Linked DNA regions of Homo sapiens: region 1 is linked to region 2. A link is a loop called in an ENCODE intact Hi-C map of the cell type or tissue named here. Cell type or tissue: ascending aorta. All regions are shown on one strand. Each heading gives the region's core, and the rest is flanking DNA. Links, peaks and the distances in the headings are about the cores only. Region 1 overlaps MAP3K5 (mitogen-activated protein kinase kinase kinase 5). Region 2 overlaps MAP3K5 (mitogen-activated protein kinase kinase kinase 5).

Region 1 (8,342 bases), core at 285-8,284, 61 kb before region 2:
CTAGCAAGAAGAATGTCCCGTGCTTTGATGTGTCCAAATCAGCTGGGACAGATCCTTCCTGGATGTCAATCATGGCCAGGCCCTGTGACCTCTACCAGAGTGGCAAGAAATCACCAGTCCCGGTGCTATAGTTTCTAGGAAGGGCAGTATCTTGTGTTTAAAATGAATAGATACTAAGCAGCACCCAGAATGCATGTTATTTATATTTTAATTTGTTCTATGTTTAGATAAAGTTGGTCACGTTAAGTCTTGTAACTTAGTATTTTAGCAGGCACACTAAATGTTGGCAACATGAAATTACATAATAAGCATGGAGAAAAACATCCATTCTCATGCTCTCAACACCAAGTCCATCTAGTAGCACTGAGCAATACCGAGCAGCATCTTTCAGAACTGTGGTCTTTCTCCAATCCCAGTTTGTGAAACACTGTCCAAGCTGACACTTTTACAAGTCAGTTTGGGACTGGCTACATCCAAAATTTAGAGACACTCTACCAATAGGTTGTGGTAACTTAAGGATCTTCACCCAACAGGCCCCAGATTACACATGCCAATATTTGCCACTGTGTGCAGAGTCAGAAGCTTGATTCTTTTTCATTATTAGAAGTGTCAATTGTATGGAAAAACACTTGAAAAAGTTACTTGTGATACTAATTTATTCATAACAGAAAACTTCCTTGCCAAAGGACTTTGAAGACAGGCTTTCAGCTAAGACATAGCTTCCCATGAGACTCACTTCCATGAGTGCAGTAAATAGAGGGAAGACTTTGAAAGAAGTCATTGCCCCAGCAACCCCATCAGCAACATTTCTAACATGTCATTTTAATTGTGTTAAAATGCATCATGCTACACCCGAGGAAAGCACTGTTGAGATGATGGTAGAGCAAATCAATCTACCAGCGTTCTTTTGAGTTCTGTGGACTTTGGGACTGTGCTGGTTCCTGAGGAGGACATTATGGGTTCTTGGTCTGTGGCGTTCAGTGAGGAGGAAGATCAGTGAGGCATGGAGTCCTTCGAGAAGGCTTGCTAAAGGAGGTGGAACCTGGACTTTGGCTGTGGGTAGAACTAGAAGAGATAAATGAACACGGGAAGACAAACTAGATTAGAAGAATAAGGCAGAATTCCAACCAAGGCACCAAAGTGAAAGCAAGCATGGGACGTTCAGGGGCCGGCAGAGTCTGACTCATTCTACAAGGGGAAACGTGTTGAGGGAGGTGGGAGATATGATTGGTTGGGCAGGATGACATAAAACTCTAGAGTGCTATGTAAGCTAGGAAGAAGAATTTTAAACATGTGTCGGTAGGAAACAGGATGTCACTGACGTTTCTGAAAATCTGAGAGCTGGCAGGAAGGCAGAACAGAATGTGAATTATGAACCCAGGGTCAGCATCAAAGTGCATAGGTGTGAAGGTTGATGTTAGCTCTTGCATGCTTCGTGGCCTAGGCATGCGCTTCAACTCCTCATGCTTTAGTTGCCATGTATGTAAAATGAGAATAACAGTACCTCATAGAATTGTTGTGAAGATTAAGTGAGAGGATGAATGGAAATCATTTAGCACAGTGCTAAGTGGCTTGGAACAAGTGCTCCATAATGGTTGCTAGTGTAGCTATAAGACTGATCTGGTCTTGACATTTGATTTCTGAAGTCTGAGGCTCTGGAGGGTCACAGAGAAGACTGTTAGAGGAACTAGCTAGATATGAGGCAGGTAGAGATCCTAGAGTGGAATAATACAATTGTGACTGCAAAGGGACAGATGATTTGATTTGGAAAGAAAAGTATACAACTTAATCACAAATTAGGAAGAAGGATTAAAAAGAGGGAGTAAGTGTAAGGTGACTCAAGTTTTGATTGCATTGATAAAGGTGGTAGGATTTTTAGAAGGAAAACCTGAGTTGTAGAGGAATCATGAGGAATTTCATTTTGGACGTGTTTAGTTGAAACTAATGGCAAGACTCCAAGTGGAATCATCCAGTGGCAAAATTGGGAATAATCAATATAACTGTCTATATACATGTTAGTGATATTGCTTTAAAGTGCAGTGCAATATTTATATTGTTTTGCATGTATGCAAGTATACACATACATGTTCTCACAAGCTGAGATACACTAATCATCCAGTGGAAACTACAAAAACTAAGAACAGTTAGGAGACATGAACATTATGGAGACGAGAGCAGGACTGGAGGAGGAGATTTTCAAAGGCTTGATTGAAAAGAGCAAGGTTATCCAAGGACACTTGGAAACAGAGTGAGGCTAGAGGAATTAGCGATTAGCAAGGCCTAGAGAATGAGTAGAGAGCCAGAAGAATTTGGAAGACAGAAAAAGAACAGAAAGTAAGCCAGAGATTTTTGGAAAATGAGTACTATTTCCAGCAATTTGTTATTGTTTTCTCCTTCCTGGAGGTTCTTTGCTCAGTAAAGTGAGCCTCGTTTTCATTCTCTTATGTTTTGTGACAATCATAGAGACAATTTTTATATTATGCTAAGAAATATTAGGATATATATTAGGATATAAACAAGTGCATTAAATAGGGTTACAAATTTAAGTTATGTACTGTCCATTTTCCATTTTCACCATCTTTTGATCAGGAGGAATTTTATTTATGTTGTCCTTATTTCCTATAACTTTTAGTGCTAAAAAATTCTCCTTGTTCAAAAATTGAAGCTTTCTTGTATCAGTTTCCATTCTGAATTTATGTCAATTTCTTTGCAAACCCTGATTCTATCCATAGTGTATTCATTATCACTACCATTTTCTCAATTTTTTAAAATAAAAGTGGTAAAATTGGAAGGAGGACAAGCAATAAAAACAAAAAAACTTTATTATTACCATGTTACTTTAAAACAACTATAAATAACAGAGAAGCAACCAGTTTAATAGGTCTTATGTTAAACTAAAAATGGGTTGTTTTTATCACAGAATGTTTAAAAATTTTTCCTAAAATTAGAATAGAGAATGTAGCTTTTCATTTATCATGTTTATTTCTTTAGTCACTCCTCTCACTATTTTTATTCTAACATATGGAATAAATAGCTCTGTGAGCTAGTATATACTTTATACTGCAACTTTCAAAACTTGAAGCACATTATATACCAATTCCCAAGGACTCTTAGAGAGAGCTACTCTACATTCAGGGGTAAAATTAATTGAAATCCCGATCTTTTAACAGTTCTCTATTTGTTGAATGAATGGTTGCTGCTGAAAAGTAAGTTAGTCCTTGAAGAAAGTCTGCATGTGTACAATGAAAGAAAAACTTAAGATTGAGGAAGAGAGAAGTTATTTGCAGGGCGTTTTAAATGGTTATTTAGAATTTCCCCCCCTTTTGGGGGTTGAAGTTTGGGCACCCTTGGCCTACCTCACGGATTATCAAGCAAAGGCAGGGGCCTAGTGGAGGACTAAGTGCTGACTCTCCTCCCTCACTTCAGCTCCAGCCAGTGGCCACTCACAGAAGGCCCAGGAAATTTATGAGGGAAACATGCTTACCCCTGATTCTAGATTAAGATGATTTGATGCTGTCATCCACCAAGGATGCTTTCTGCTACAAACTCCCTGCCAAAAGCAGCTTAAATAAAGAAATGGTATTTCATATTACAAGAAATTACAGGCCGAGCATGGTGACTCACACCTGTAATCCCAGCAATTTGGGAGGCCAGAGCAGGAGGATTGCTTGAGGCCAGGAGTTCAAGACCAGCCTGAGCAATGTAGCAAGACCCCCGTCTCTACAAAAAAATTTAAAAAAATTAACCAGGTTTGGTGATATGTGCCTGTAGTCCCAGCTGCTTGGGAGGCTGAGGCGGGAGGATTGCTTGAGCCTAGGAGATCCAGGCTGTAGTGAGCTATGATTACCCCACTACACTCCAGCCTGGATGGAAAAAAATAAATTTTGAGGTGGGGTGATTCTGAGGGTAGTTTCAGCATCAGGATTCTGAATTCTGGCTTCTCTGCGTACTCTTGGTGTTAGTCTCATGTTCTTAAGTAGCTAGCTATTCCAAGAAGCACCTCACACAGGCGGCATCCCGGGGAGGAGGGCCAAGCCCTCTCCTTTATACCATAAGTTGTATCACATGACCATGCTTACACCCATCCCCAGCAAGGCAAATGGACTTACCGTGGCCAATTTAGACTAATCAGTTTCACCATTCATAAACATTGCCACCTGAACCTGGGCAAAATTTATTTTTTTGTCAGCAGAGGAGAAGGATGGAATGACAGTTGCTGAGGGAGCTGACAGTGCCTACTACAGTATAACTCCTGCCACCTTCAGTCAATACAGTATTAACTTCCAGCTCCTATTCTAGCCCTAACTGGGGCCTGGGATCTGAGGCTAACCCGTTCCTAGAAAATGGTGCTTGTGCTGATTAAATTAGGTTGAGTGTTGGTTTGAGGCCTGTTGGGGCTAATTATAGCTAGCGCTGCGTTTGGCCTTGCTGTTTTCCCTGATTCCCAGACAGATCCCAGGAGCCTTTAAACTACCTGTTGGCTTTACAGCTCATCAGCGCCTCCTTGTGGTGTGTCCTACAGGTAGGTGGGGAGGGAGGCCTCCTTCCACCTTCCATCTCAGGGCTTGGGCTTTATTTACATCACTGAAATGGAACGTTCCCTGGCAGCACTGGCAACCTTTCAGGAACCAAGCATTCTGGAAATGCTCCCCTCCTTTCCTACAAAACCAGTCCACAATTTTTACTTAGCTGTTCCCAGAAAAGGACTGATAGAAGATGGGTTTTACCAGTGCTGTCTTGTTAGTATTTGCCAGTTGCTGTGTTCAGGGGTGGGTTTGCATACTGCCTCAGCTCTGCACTTGCCTCCCACCTCCTGCTCCTGGACATGGTCTTGGAAAGCAGCTCAGCTGCAGGCTCTGAGGATAAGGCTGCATTGTATGCAAGTAGTGTACAGGTAACAGCTGCAGCTCCTGGGTCATATATATATATATATATTTAGAAGTTCACCTGAGGCCAACAGGATTTAGAAGCAACTTTCCAAATTACCAGCTGAGGCTGCAGTCTGCTATTTTAATTTCACTCCCTCTGTACTCTGGTTAAGACAGCCACCACATACCTTTTTATGGTATCTTCCCTCCTGGACTTCATGCAACAAAATTTGCTCTGCGTTCATTCAGATCACATCCCCATGACCTGACTGACATGCACTGAAACTAGCTTTTTAGTAAATTCACATCTGACTTGAGAGGATCTATTTTTACTTTAAGTTGCATGGACCTAGCAAAGAATTATGGGCTGTAGATATAAATTGTCGCTTTTGAGTTGCTTTAGCCAAAAGGAGGGTTCTAGGCCACCTCAGAGCCACAAGGCTTTGTCACCCATTTTATTAGCCCAGGCAAGACCTCAGCCTCCTGGCAGTGGGTGGGTAAGAACTCCTTTTCATGGTTGTTTTAACTTTACAGAATTGAATGTCAGTGTCAGTTTATTGCCGTACTGTACTTGCTCAACTTAGACACATGGATAAACTACTTTGTTTCTGTAAAAATATTTATGCTATTTTATACTGTTGACATATTTTTAAAGGGATTATGATCCATTTTGTTATTTATTTTAGGGACATATGAATTTGATAATAATTTTATCTTAGCTTTAGTGATAAACTCAAGAAATAAATTCCCACATTTTTCTTTACCTTGGCTCTGCAAATCACCCATGTTTATAGTATGACAATCAAATTTTTGATGTTCATACTTTATTAGCATATGGAATTTTGCATAAATTAGGTAGCAATACCTTGTAGTTATGATGGGCACTGTACACATGTGTGTTCACATACATTCTTGTTCTACTAGTTTCTAAAGAAATAGAACCGCCTATTTAGTTGGAAATCTTAACTAAAGATAATTCAGAAATAGTTATCTTTAAAACCTTGCCGAGATGTTATTCAAATTAATGTTTATCTTTCTCGGAAAAGAAGTATTTCTCAACTGTAATAATAGAATTACCTTGATCATTGACTTTTTTTACTTAAAAATTAACACACAACAGTTATTACTAGATATCAAGTTTTAGAATTTAATGAGACTAATTCTCCTAGGCTCTTTTGGAAGCTGTTTTATTGAAGTACAGGAATTATTAAGTAGAGTAATCATTACCCTTGGGACTTGAGAATGAATTGTGCTTTCCATCCAGATAATTCTTTCATGAAAAATAGTGTACCAGGAAAAATGGCTGTGTATATCACTTTAAAAATAATTAAACAAAATTATTGTTGTTATGTTATTTTCCATTTGGATGACTCAGTATATTTTCTTGTTGTTGTTCTAGAAAGGTATACATGAGTGGAATTTTAGTGCCTCTTCTGTCAGGGGAGTGAGGTAAGTTTCCTTGGTACATTTTGTTAACTTATAAGACATTTTTCTCCACTATTCATGGGCTGGATAGAACTTCTAATCATGATTTTAAAATACAAGGAATGTCAAGAATCATTCAATTGGTGGAAATGCCCAGCCTTCTTCAGTGTCACTATCTCCTTTAGGAAGAGATTTGCAACAAAATGTTCACTGCTGGTTGAACTGATTCTGTGCTCCTGACCTACTTAAAATGTAACTGTGGGGTCAATGTGAACTATGGACCAGAATCAAAATGTAGATTACACTCAGCCATGTGGAGGTCCTCTTTAGCTGAGCTGTTGGTTTATGTAATAGGATGATTTCTGTCCTTTTGGTATACAAGGAACTCAGCTCCCTTTGTGTGGATACAAAGCACACATGCCGTCTACTACACTGTGTCCTGCCACTAATTTTATTTTATTTTATTTTATTTTATTTTATTTTATTTTATTTTATTTTATTTTATTTTATTTTTATTTTATTTTATTTATTTTATTTTATTTTATTTTATTTTGTGAGACAGAGTTTTGCTGTTTTCGCCCAGGCTGGAGTGCAGTGGCATGATCTCAGTTCACTGCAACCTCCGCCTCCCAGGTCCAAAATGTTCTCCTGCCTCAGCCTCCCAAGTAGCTGGGATTACGGGCGCATGTCACCATGCCCAGCTAATTTTTGTAATTTTAGTAGAGACAGGGTTTCACCGTGTTGGCCGGGCTGGTCTGAAACTCCTGACCTCAGTGATCCGCCCGTGTAGGGCTTCCAAAATGCTGGGATTACAGGTGTGAGCCACTCCGCCCGGCCCCTGTCACTAACACTAATGACTTCAGATGATAAGGAGTCCATTAAAAAAAAAAAAAACCTTCTGTAAGGTCACTTTCCTGCATTGATCTTGAGATTACAGTGGTGAACTTCAGTTTGGTTCAGTTCTGACTGCTGTCACAATGCCAGTAGCTTAGAAAATGCCATTTCTTGGGATTTAGAAATAATATATATATATTTTTTTAAGAATCAAGAGTCAGTGGTTAAGTCTTTAAATAATTGTTCTATTGAAGCTCATGCTAAATCAACTCTTGCAGATTTCAAACCAAATTAGATGTGCTAACTACTGTTTACCCCCACGTCATAGCAATGAGAGACAACAGATTTTTGCAGCCTGGTTATGCAATATCCTGTTGCTTTTGGAATAATAATAATTGGTTTTATTAGAGCATAAATTGGTAGAGCGGTCTGAGTCACTAATAATTGGAGTTCTCCTGGTAAAGCTACCTGTTACCTCATGAATGATCTGAACAGAAACAAGCAAGATGATGGACTGACTCATTATATATCTTTCAGTCGATACTTTCTCAAATAAAACTGTACTCTTAATATTTAATTTTTAAAGCCAGTCATTAGCAAGGCACTCACTATTTATTGCTGCATTTTTAAGCAATCCACTTAAGAAAGTATGGTAAATGTAAATTTCACTTTATCATATCTGTTTTCCAATGAATAAATTTTCTTTAATTAGGTATGGTAGCCCTATGTAACAGTTGTTGTGATTTATGACTTATACATAGGCTGCTACTATCTATCTTACTATTGCTGGCTTATATGCTGAGAAACTTGAGTTGTAGTCTGTGACTTCAAAGAGAGCTCATTCTTCCTGGCCTCCTCCTCCACAAAGAAGAGATGACAAACTATGGAAGAAAATCCAACTAGGTCAGCAGCTTGCCTTGCGTCACCTCAGAACTTGCACAGCTCGAGTTAGTGGGCATTAACTGAGCATGAGCTGTGTGTCAAATGTTGAGTCCTGTTCTGCCAAAGATACAAAAATGACTAAGACATCAACTCCTCTCTTGAGGAATTCACAGCCCAGCAGGGAGAGGAACAGACATTTAACAACTCATGACAATACAGTGTGAGAAGAGCAATGAAAGAAGTATACTCAGAGGACACAGGTGTAAGAGGAAGTCTTTCTGTTTAGGGCAGAAGTAGGGCAGGGAGAGAAGGTGAGGTCTAAGCTGGGCCTTA
Region 2 (8,342 bases), core at 55-8,054:
CATAAAACCCAGGAATTGCCTAAATCTCTAATTACCCCCAAAGAATGTGCTTTTCCAGTACAGGAAATGCCAGTTTGTTGGGGTCTATTCTTTGTCTCCCTGCTGGACCATAGCATCATCAGGGATAGGACTGCCTTGGTCATCACTTCTATGACTGTGCTGAAATAGTTAAATGTGGGAGTGGTTAGTCATATTCAATTGTTTGGTGCCTCCTGGTTTTAAAGTGCATTTGAATGTCCTCTGTAAAAGGAGAAATGAAAGAAAACCTTAAAAGCAACCATCAGAGGGCATGCCTTAGGGGACCAGCATGAAGCTACCAGTGAGTACCCGAAACTGCTGATCAGAATCACATGCTGAATCCATAATGGCCACATGATGGTGGGGCCCTTCTGACTGCTGTTAAGGATGTTGGGAATCCTTTCCTGTGACATCAAATGGTGATTCAGTGGTAGAACAGGTCCTGACCCAGGTTGACAGCTGCTATTGCAGGTCATTGGGGCAGTAGAATAGAATGGTTAGGAGCTTGGGCTTAGCTTGCTGTTTGAGGCCTGGTTCCATCACTTAAAGGCTGTGCAATTTGGGCAACCGATTTAACTTCTCAGAGCCTGAACCTCCTCATCTATGATAGAGGAGTCTACTTTATAAGCTTGCTATCAGGAGTAACTGAGATTGTGAGTGATTTAAATCATAACAGAAAATATTCCACAATTGTTAACTGTTATTGTTATCATTATCAAGCAGGCTAATAATAGTTATCTAATATCTTTAATTTTTTTCTACAATCAATCAGAAGTAATTATTGCCATTGTATTGTTTCTAGATACATATTTGTATCTATATTTAAGCCTACACTTTATAACAAAACCAAATCTAGATATTGGTCAGGTCCTCAAACCCTTAAACCATGAAAAGCCTTTTAATCTGTAACATCCTTCTGAAATCCTTTCCTGGTTTTTGAGGAAGTTTAAAGGATAAAGACTGGAGAGCATCTTTGCAGAAGACCCTGTGTGTTAGTCAGGGTTCTCTAGAGGGACAGAACTAATGGAATACATATATATGTAAAGGGGAGTTTATTAAGTATTAACTCACATAATCACAAGGTCCCACAATAGGCTGTCTGCAGGCTGAGGAGCATGGAGAGCCAGTCTGAGTTCCAAAACTGAAGAACTTGGAATCTAATATTTGAGGGCAGGAAGCATCTAGCACAAGAGAAAGATGTAGGCTGGGAAGCTAGGTCACTCTCTCTTTTCACATTTTTCTGCCTGCTTATATTCTAGCCACACTGGCAGCTGATTAAATTTTGACCACCCAGATTAAGGGTGGGTCTGCCTTTCCCAGCCCACAGACTCAAATGTTAATCTCCTTTGGCAACACCCTCACAGACACACCCAGGATCAATACTTTGTATCCTTCGATCCAATCAAGTAGACACTCAGTATTAACCATCACAACCTGGTACTAGGAGTGCAGGAAATGCATACCGTTAAATCTATGCTGATGCTGAGTCAGGCTCACCAGATACTAGCCAAGATGCTTGTTTTTGAAGGCACATGAGTGAGTTAACATGGAGAGACTGGAGTCAGAACAGAAATAAATGATGACGTAAGTAGATGAAATAGTCTGAACAGAAAACATTTCCCAGAGTAGAGCATGTTCCTTTGCAGGACAGTAGCACACACATCAAAAAACCAGAAGCAACATGTTTTTCTGTTGTAAAAACAAAGTTAATGTCGAAAAAAAAGTTTGCCATTTGAAGTTTGCTATTGGCAAACATGTTGCAACTGAGTTTTTACTAAGAGAAGCTTCCAATTTCTGCATAACTCACATTTTTCTTCTTGAACATGTTTTCATGATGTTATGATTTTGCCTGTGAATCTTTACCTTGGGTGCAGTTTAGTTTGTGGTAAGGAAAAAACCAACAAAGTTTATAATGGTTCCCATTGTGATTTTAAAGTATTCGTTTAATGACAGCTTTCAAGCTTTTCAATATAATCTTATCTCATGAAAACATAAACATGAGACCAAGCTTCCAAATGAAAATATATTAAGAGAAAGAACTCGATGGTGCATTTCTTTTTTATTTTAATAGACTCCTAGAAATTATAATTTTCACAGCCCAGTGGAGGAATTTTAATTTTAATGGTACAGTAAGAAAATGTACAATATAAAATAAAAATGATATAATAGTTTCTTAAAGTTTCTTATATTTTCTTAAAGTTAAATGGGAACAAATAACATCCTACTGTGCTTCCTTAAAGAAGCAGTGTGGGCTGGGCATGGTGGCTCATGCCTATAGTCCCAGCACTTTGGGATTACAGCACTCAGGAGGCTGAGGCAGGTGGATCACTTGAGGTCACGAGTTCAAGACCAGCCTGGCCAACATGGCGAAACCTCAGCTCTACTAAAAATACAAAAGTTAGCTGGGCATGACAGGTGCCTGTAATCCCAGCTACTTGGGAAGCTGAGGTAGGAGAATCACTTGAAGTTGGGAGGCAGAGGTTGTTGTGAGCTGAAATGGAGCCACTGCACTCCAGCCTGGGTGACAAAGCAAGACTTTGTCAAAAAATAAATAAATAAATAAATAAATAAATAAATAAATAAATAAAGAAAAGAAAAGAAAGGAAGCAATATGCCTTGCTCAAAGGAGAAAAGTTCCATCTGAGGTTGGGGAAAGTGGCTCACATCTATAATCCCAGCACTTTGGGAGGCGGAGGTGGGAGGATCACTTGAGCCCAGGAATTTGAGACCAGCCTGGGCAACTTAGCAAAACCCAGTCTCTACAAAAAGTTTTAAAAAAAATTATCTGGGTGTGGTGGCACATGCCTATAGTCCCTAGCTACTCAGGAGGCTGAGGTGGGAAGAGAGCTAGAACCCAGGAGTTAGGGGCTGCAGTGAGCTATGATTGTGCCACTGCACTCCAGCCTGGGTGACAAAGAGAGGCCCTGTCTCTTAAAAAAAAACAAAAAAAAAAAAACAAAAAGAAAAAATCATTTTGAGAAAGAGCATTTGTTTGAACATTGTAATATATTTTAGTGTAATAAAATAGTCCATCGGTCCGTTCTTAGAAGCAATTGCTTCATTGATGGGTAAGGGGTAGTTTCAAAAATGAAGTTTGAGATCAGCCCCTCTTGGTTGCAAGGAACTGACACACCGTTAGGACAACTGAAGTACCAAGGACATGTTATAGGTAGACACGCATAGCAATAAGGGAAGTAGACTCTTAAGGAATTCCAATCATAGTGCCTAGCCGAGTCTCACAGACACTGAAAACAGAATATGAGCCTGAGGAACTTCAAGTCCCCGGAGTTTGCACATCTTTTCTCTGGCTTGGTTGCTGTTGACCTGCTTGGTGTGCATTTCTGTTCTTGTCCACTTCTCCTCTCCCTCCCTGATATGGTTTGGCTGTGTCCCCACTCAAATCTCATCTTGAATTGTAACTCCCACAATTCCCATGTGTCGTGGGAGGAACCTGGTGGGAGGTGATTGAATTATGGGGGCAGGTCTTTCCTGTGCTGTTCTTGTGATAATGAATGAGTCTCACAAGATTTGATGCTTTCAAAAAATGGGAGTTTGCCTGCACAAGCTCTCTCTTTTTGCCTGCTGCCATCCAAGTAAGATGTGACTTGCTCCTCCTTGCCTTCTGCCGTGATTGTGAGGCTTCCCCAGCCACGTGGAACTGTAAGTCCAATTAAACCTCTTTCTTTTGTAAATTGCCCAGTCTCGGGTATGTGTTTTCAGCAGTGTGAAAACGAACTAATACACTCCCTATTGTCTTTCTCAATTCCATTGCTTCTGCTATGGTTGGACATATTCATGACCCTATTTTATAGCTTCTCTTTCCGGGCAGACTTTCAGGTTGAGATCCTATGGCTTATTGCTCAAATCTCTTTTTAGTTCCCAATTAAAATTTCTGAAAGAATCTTATGGCCTTAGTCTTTTTGGGCAAAGCTTTGTTATCTGACTATATCATGGCTACTGACCAGCGTGTGGGGCAGGTACCTTTTCTCTCTGATTATTTCTTGGTGTTGGTAGGAGGATTGAAGAGGTGCCATATAGTTCAAAATATGGTCTTTCCTTTGGAGACATTTGGAAGTCCAGTTCTTCTCAGAAAGGGCTGTGGGAAGTATGGTGGCTCATGCCTGGAATCCCAGCACTTTGGGAAGTAGTGATGGGAGGCTCGCTTGAGCCCAGGAGTTCGAGACCAGCCTGGGCAATATAGTGAGACCTTGTCTCTACCAAAAGAAAAAAAAATGTGGGGGCAGGGGGTATGGAGATAGGATTACCATGGCAGGTATATCCAGCATATGTTGATGTAAGGATTGTTGATTTTTATTCACAGGGGGCTGAAGAACCGAAACTAAAATGGGAACACATCACAACCCTCATTGCAAGCCTCAGAGAATTTGTGAGATCCACTGACCGAAAAATCATAGCCACCACACTGTCAAAGCTGAAACTGGAGCTGGACTTCGACAGCCATGGCATTAGCCAAGTCCAGGTGGTACTCTTTGGTTTTCAAGATGCTGTAAGTATGATATTTTGCCAGTGTTTTCCCACACACTAAAATTAGTTAGAAAAATAAGATAAAACATAAGTTCTGTTATTTTTCTTTTAAAATTCCAGTGAACTCTATTCTTTTTGGATGAAAAATGTGAGATATTCGCCTCTCAGTGTGCTTCTAAGTATCTGATTTGTTGTTTTGTGTGTTTGCATTCCCCAAATTAAAAAACACATAAAACCAAATCACCATGGAAAATAACAAAATATTTCCCATGGCTGAACTTCGTTCTTATGAAATTATGTTGGGTCATTGTTTATTTTGACAACTTTAGCAACGTAACACACTTTAGTCATACATTTTCTAATGCTATATGAGAAATGCCATCTAGTGGCCATTGAGAAAAATTTAATAGTACAGATTGAAATGGTCACTGCTGAATAAAACCAGTTAATTTTTTTCCAGTTTTTCTCTAGTTTTCATATAGAACATTTTTAACATGTTTGTTTCATAAATACCTACTCTGTTCTAGCCAGAAGTATACTTTCAGAGTACAGAGCATCACTGATTAAAAATTAAAGCACATGATCTAATGAGAGATTGCTGAGAAGTCTTCTCTCCAAAATTGAGTTGCTATGCAACACAAACTAAAGCCAGTCTTCTGTACTGCATTCAGAACCCTCTGTGTTATTCTTGGGTGAGACTTATCTGTGGAACTCAGTGCCAAAAAAGCCTCAAGCCACCTCCAGGAGACCCTTAACAAGATGTGGGAGACTGAAATAAGAGGGTTCTTGATGGTGCTTGTGGTATAAATATGGAAGTATAATTTTATTTAAATTCCAAAATTAATTCAGCCCTAATGTGTGTATTGCTTCTTTGTAGAAAGTGTGTTGACAATTTTATTTGCAACATCAAATGATCCCCAATTTAAAGCCAAATTAGAATCCTTCAATAACTACTAGCATTCTCTGAGACACTGTGTAAGCCACTTGGTCTTTATGCTATATTGTGGGCAGGGACAAGAGTCCTGAGTTGATTGAGGGCATAAGAAATTAAAGCAACTGGCAAAGCCTATCACTAATATTAAATGCTAAAAGCATGCTTATGCTGCAACTAGGGAAACCCAACTGCCTGCAAGTAGAGTGAAATAATTTAGCTAATTTGCACTTGCCCACACATTTGGCCTCTAGCCTAGAGGTTGGAAAGCAAGTTTGCTGTAGAATTCAGACTGAGAGCTATTGGGTTGTACTCCTGGGCCTTGGGCCAGGTCAGACACACACACACACACACACACACACACACACACACACACACACACGTATACACACACGTGTACACATACACGCCTGCTCTTGCTCATTCACTGTCCAGGATGAGAATGAACCCAAAGTATGGGCCCTATGATGTAATTTGCTATGTAATAAAGAGCTGAGAGGAGCAGGTTATGGTTATAACAGATCCCTCTTCCACCTAATAAGAATGTAAATTTTTTTTTTTTTGAGATGGAGTCTCCCTCTGTTGGCTAGGCTGGAGTGCAGTGGCATGATCTCAGGTCACTGCAACCTCTGCCTCCCGGGTTCAAGCAATTCTTGTGCCTCAGCCTCCCGAGTAGCTGGAACTACAGGTGCCTGCCACCATGCCCAGCTAATTTTTGTATTTTTAGTAGAGATTGGGTTTTGCCATGTTGGCTAGGCTGGTCTTGAACTCCTGGCCTCAGGTGATCCGCCCGCATCGGACTCCCAAAGTGCTGGGATTACAGGGCGTGAGCCACCATGTCCAGCCAGTATGTAAATTTTTTAAAGAAATGAAGGTACCAGGACAAACTCAGCCTGGATGGATTTTCTAGAACAAGTGGGAACCTAGCAAGGGTTCATTTCCTGTGCAACTAGTACGATGAAGTCCTCAAACTGACTCTCTTCCAAACTAGGGGAGTTTGATGAAGATGGACCAAGGACAGGCATGAGCAACTGGAGCTCCAGCTCTTGACATGGGTTTGTGGCTGGGTCACCATCTCCCCAGCTGCAGTAGGGATGGTGATTAAATTTTTGGAATTTAAATAAAATTATACTTCCATAATCATACTATAGATACTCAGAGGTATCTAACCAGAGCCCTGTTGGGGAAATAGCCTCTTTTTTTAGAGGTCTGTGTAAGCCAGCAGGTAGTAGAGTTAACCCAAAATCTAAGTGAGCTTGTCATAGTCTTATGCTAAAAGCTTGTTTTTACAAAGGTAATGCACATGATAAATACATACAATGGAATATAATTCAAGCTTAAAAAGGAAAGAAATCCTGACACATGCTACAACATGAATGAAGCTTAGAGATGTTATGCCAAGTGAAACAAACCATTCACATAAGGCCAAATACTGTAATTCCACTTATGTGAAGGTACCTACAGTAGTAAAATTTATGAGAGACAGAAATTAAAATGCTTGTTTTCAGGGACTGTGGGGAGGGAGAAATGGGAACTTACTGTTTAATGAGTATAGAGTTTTAGTTTTGCAAGATAAAGAGTTCTGTGGATGGATGGCGGTGATGGTAGTACAATAATGTGAATGTACTTAATGCCACTGAACCATACACTTAAAAATGGCTAAGATGGCCAGGCACGGTGGCTCATGTCTGCAATGCCAGCACTTTGGGAGGCTGAGGCGGGAGGATTGCTTGAGCCCCGGAGGCACAGGTTGCAGTGAGCCATGATCCCGCCACTGCACTCCACCCTGGGTGACAGAGCAAGACCGTGTCTCCAAAACAAATGAAATAATAATAATAATAAGAAGAAGTAATTGAAAATAATGAACAGTAAGAACAGCCTTTATTTTTATTTAAAGTCTCTTAGACCCTGTCTTCCTCCTTCACCCCCTCCCTCCATCCATTCTGCAGACATTATAAAAGCTAAAAACTGCACATTCTGAGTCCCAAAGAAGCAACATTCTCATTTGAACCAGACTGCCTTTCACTTAAATAACTTATTTGCTTACATGGGGCTCACTAAACTTTGATTTGAAGTAGCAATTTTTACTTTGTTTTCCAATGACATAAAGAATTACAAAGAATTCAAGTTGAAGAAACTTTTTAGTTGTTTTGTAAATGGAACTTCATACAAGTGCTTCGATCATCTAGGCTATTTGCAATTAAAAATTAAAGTAGGCTAAATGTCACTCTCTCTCCAGGTCAATAAAGTTCTTCGGAATCATAACATCAAGCCGCACTGGATGTTTGCCTTAGACAGTATCATTCGGAAGGCGGTACAGACAGCCATTACCATCCTGGTTCCAGGTCAGAGATATTTAATTACTCTGCACATATTTAGTGCTTGGATATTTTAGATTACTGTTCATCTGTTATTTCTGATATCACCTTAGTACTTTAAAAACCATAATACCCTTTTTTAAAGAAATATTTTCAACATCACCAAATAGTACATATAGTCTGGATAATGGTACACCAAGCAAAATATTTACTAAGAATGAGGAAGACTTGCTTCCCCTGTCTTTAAGGAATGTGTTTAGATGTGAAGAGAAAAAGTATACAGGTGACTCAGATAAATACGCATTTCAAAATATAGATATCTGGACCACAAAACACATTCCTACATCTTTTACCCAGTGGTTCCCAAATCTTCCAATGTATTGAGCAATTTAAGGAGGTATTGCATAGCTCGTTGCATTGAGCAATTTAATTGTCTTTAAAATTACAGCTTTCAAAGCCCCATCTGAAGCCAAATAAGAATCTGCCAGGAATAAAGCCCAGGAATCTGATTTTTTTTTAAAGACTAGTCTTTTAGAGCAGTTTAAGATTCACAGCAAAATTGAGTGGAAGATACAGAGATTTTGCACATA

The links. Hi-C counts contacts between places; a loop is a spot of excess contacts. Peaks named below come from ENCODE experiments on the same cell type or tissue, not always from the same donor. Only the 100,000 strongest peaks of a DNase experiment are listed, where the experiment ranks them.
Region 1: it touches region 2 in a loop (7-fold over the local background); 20 of 110 quality-filtered maps call a loop at or near these places.

What each region holds. Positions count from the first base shown.
Region 1 is chr6:136,640,495-136,648,836 of GRCh38, reverse strand. MAP3K5 (mitogen-activated protein kinase kinase kinase 5) reads left to right here. Exons shown (of 30, transcript NM_005923.4): 12 at 6,268-6,317. It overlaps MAP3K5-AS1 (MAP3K5 antisense RNA 1), which reads right to left. Exons shown (of 3, transcript NR_125858.1): 3 at 639-1,065. Among named protein-coding and RNA genes, the nearest start is that of MAP3K5-AS1, 16 kb to the right of the region's middle. In ascending aorta, for the core only: CTCF peaks have their summits at 4,305 (motif pointing left) and 4,504 (motif pointing left); DNase peaks (open chromatin) are centred at 1,186 and 4,496; H3K4me3 peaks cover 829 bases; H3K27ac peaks cover 6,399 bases.
Region 2 is chr6:136,579,738-136,588,079 of GRCh38, reverse strand. It overlaps MAP3K5 (mitogen-activated protein kinase kinase kinase 5), which reads left to right. Exons shown (of 30, transcript NM_005923.4): 24 at 4,340-4,525; 25 at 7,674-7,779. Among named protein-coding and RNA genes, the nearest start is that of MAP7-AS1, 31 kb to the right of the region's middle. In ascending aorta, for the core only: a CTCF peak has its summit at 4,909 (motif pointing left); a DNase peak (open chromatin) is centred at 1,491; H3K27ac peaks cover 5,429 bases.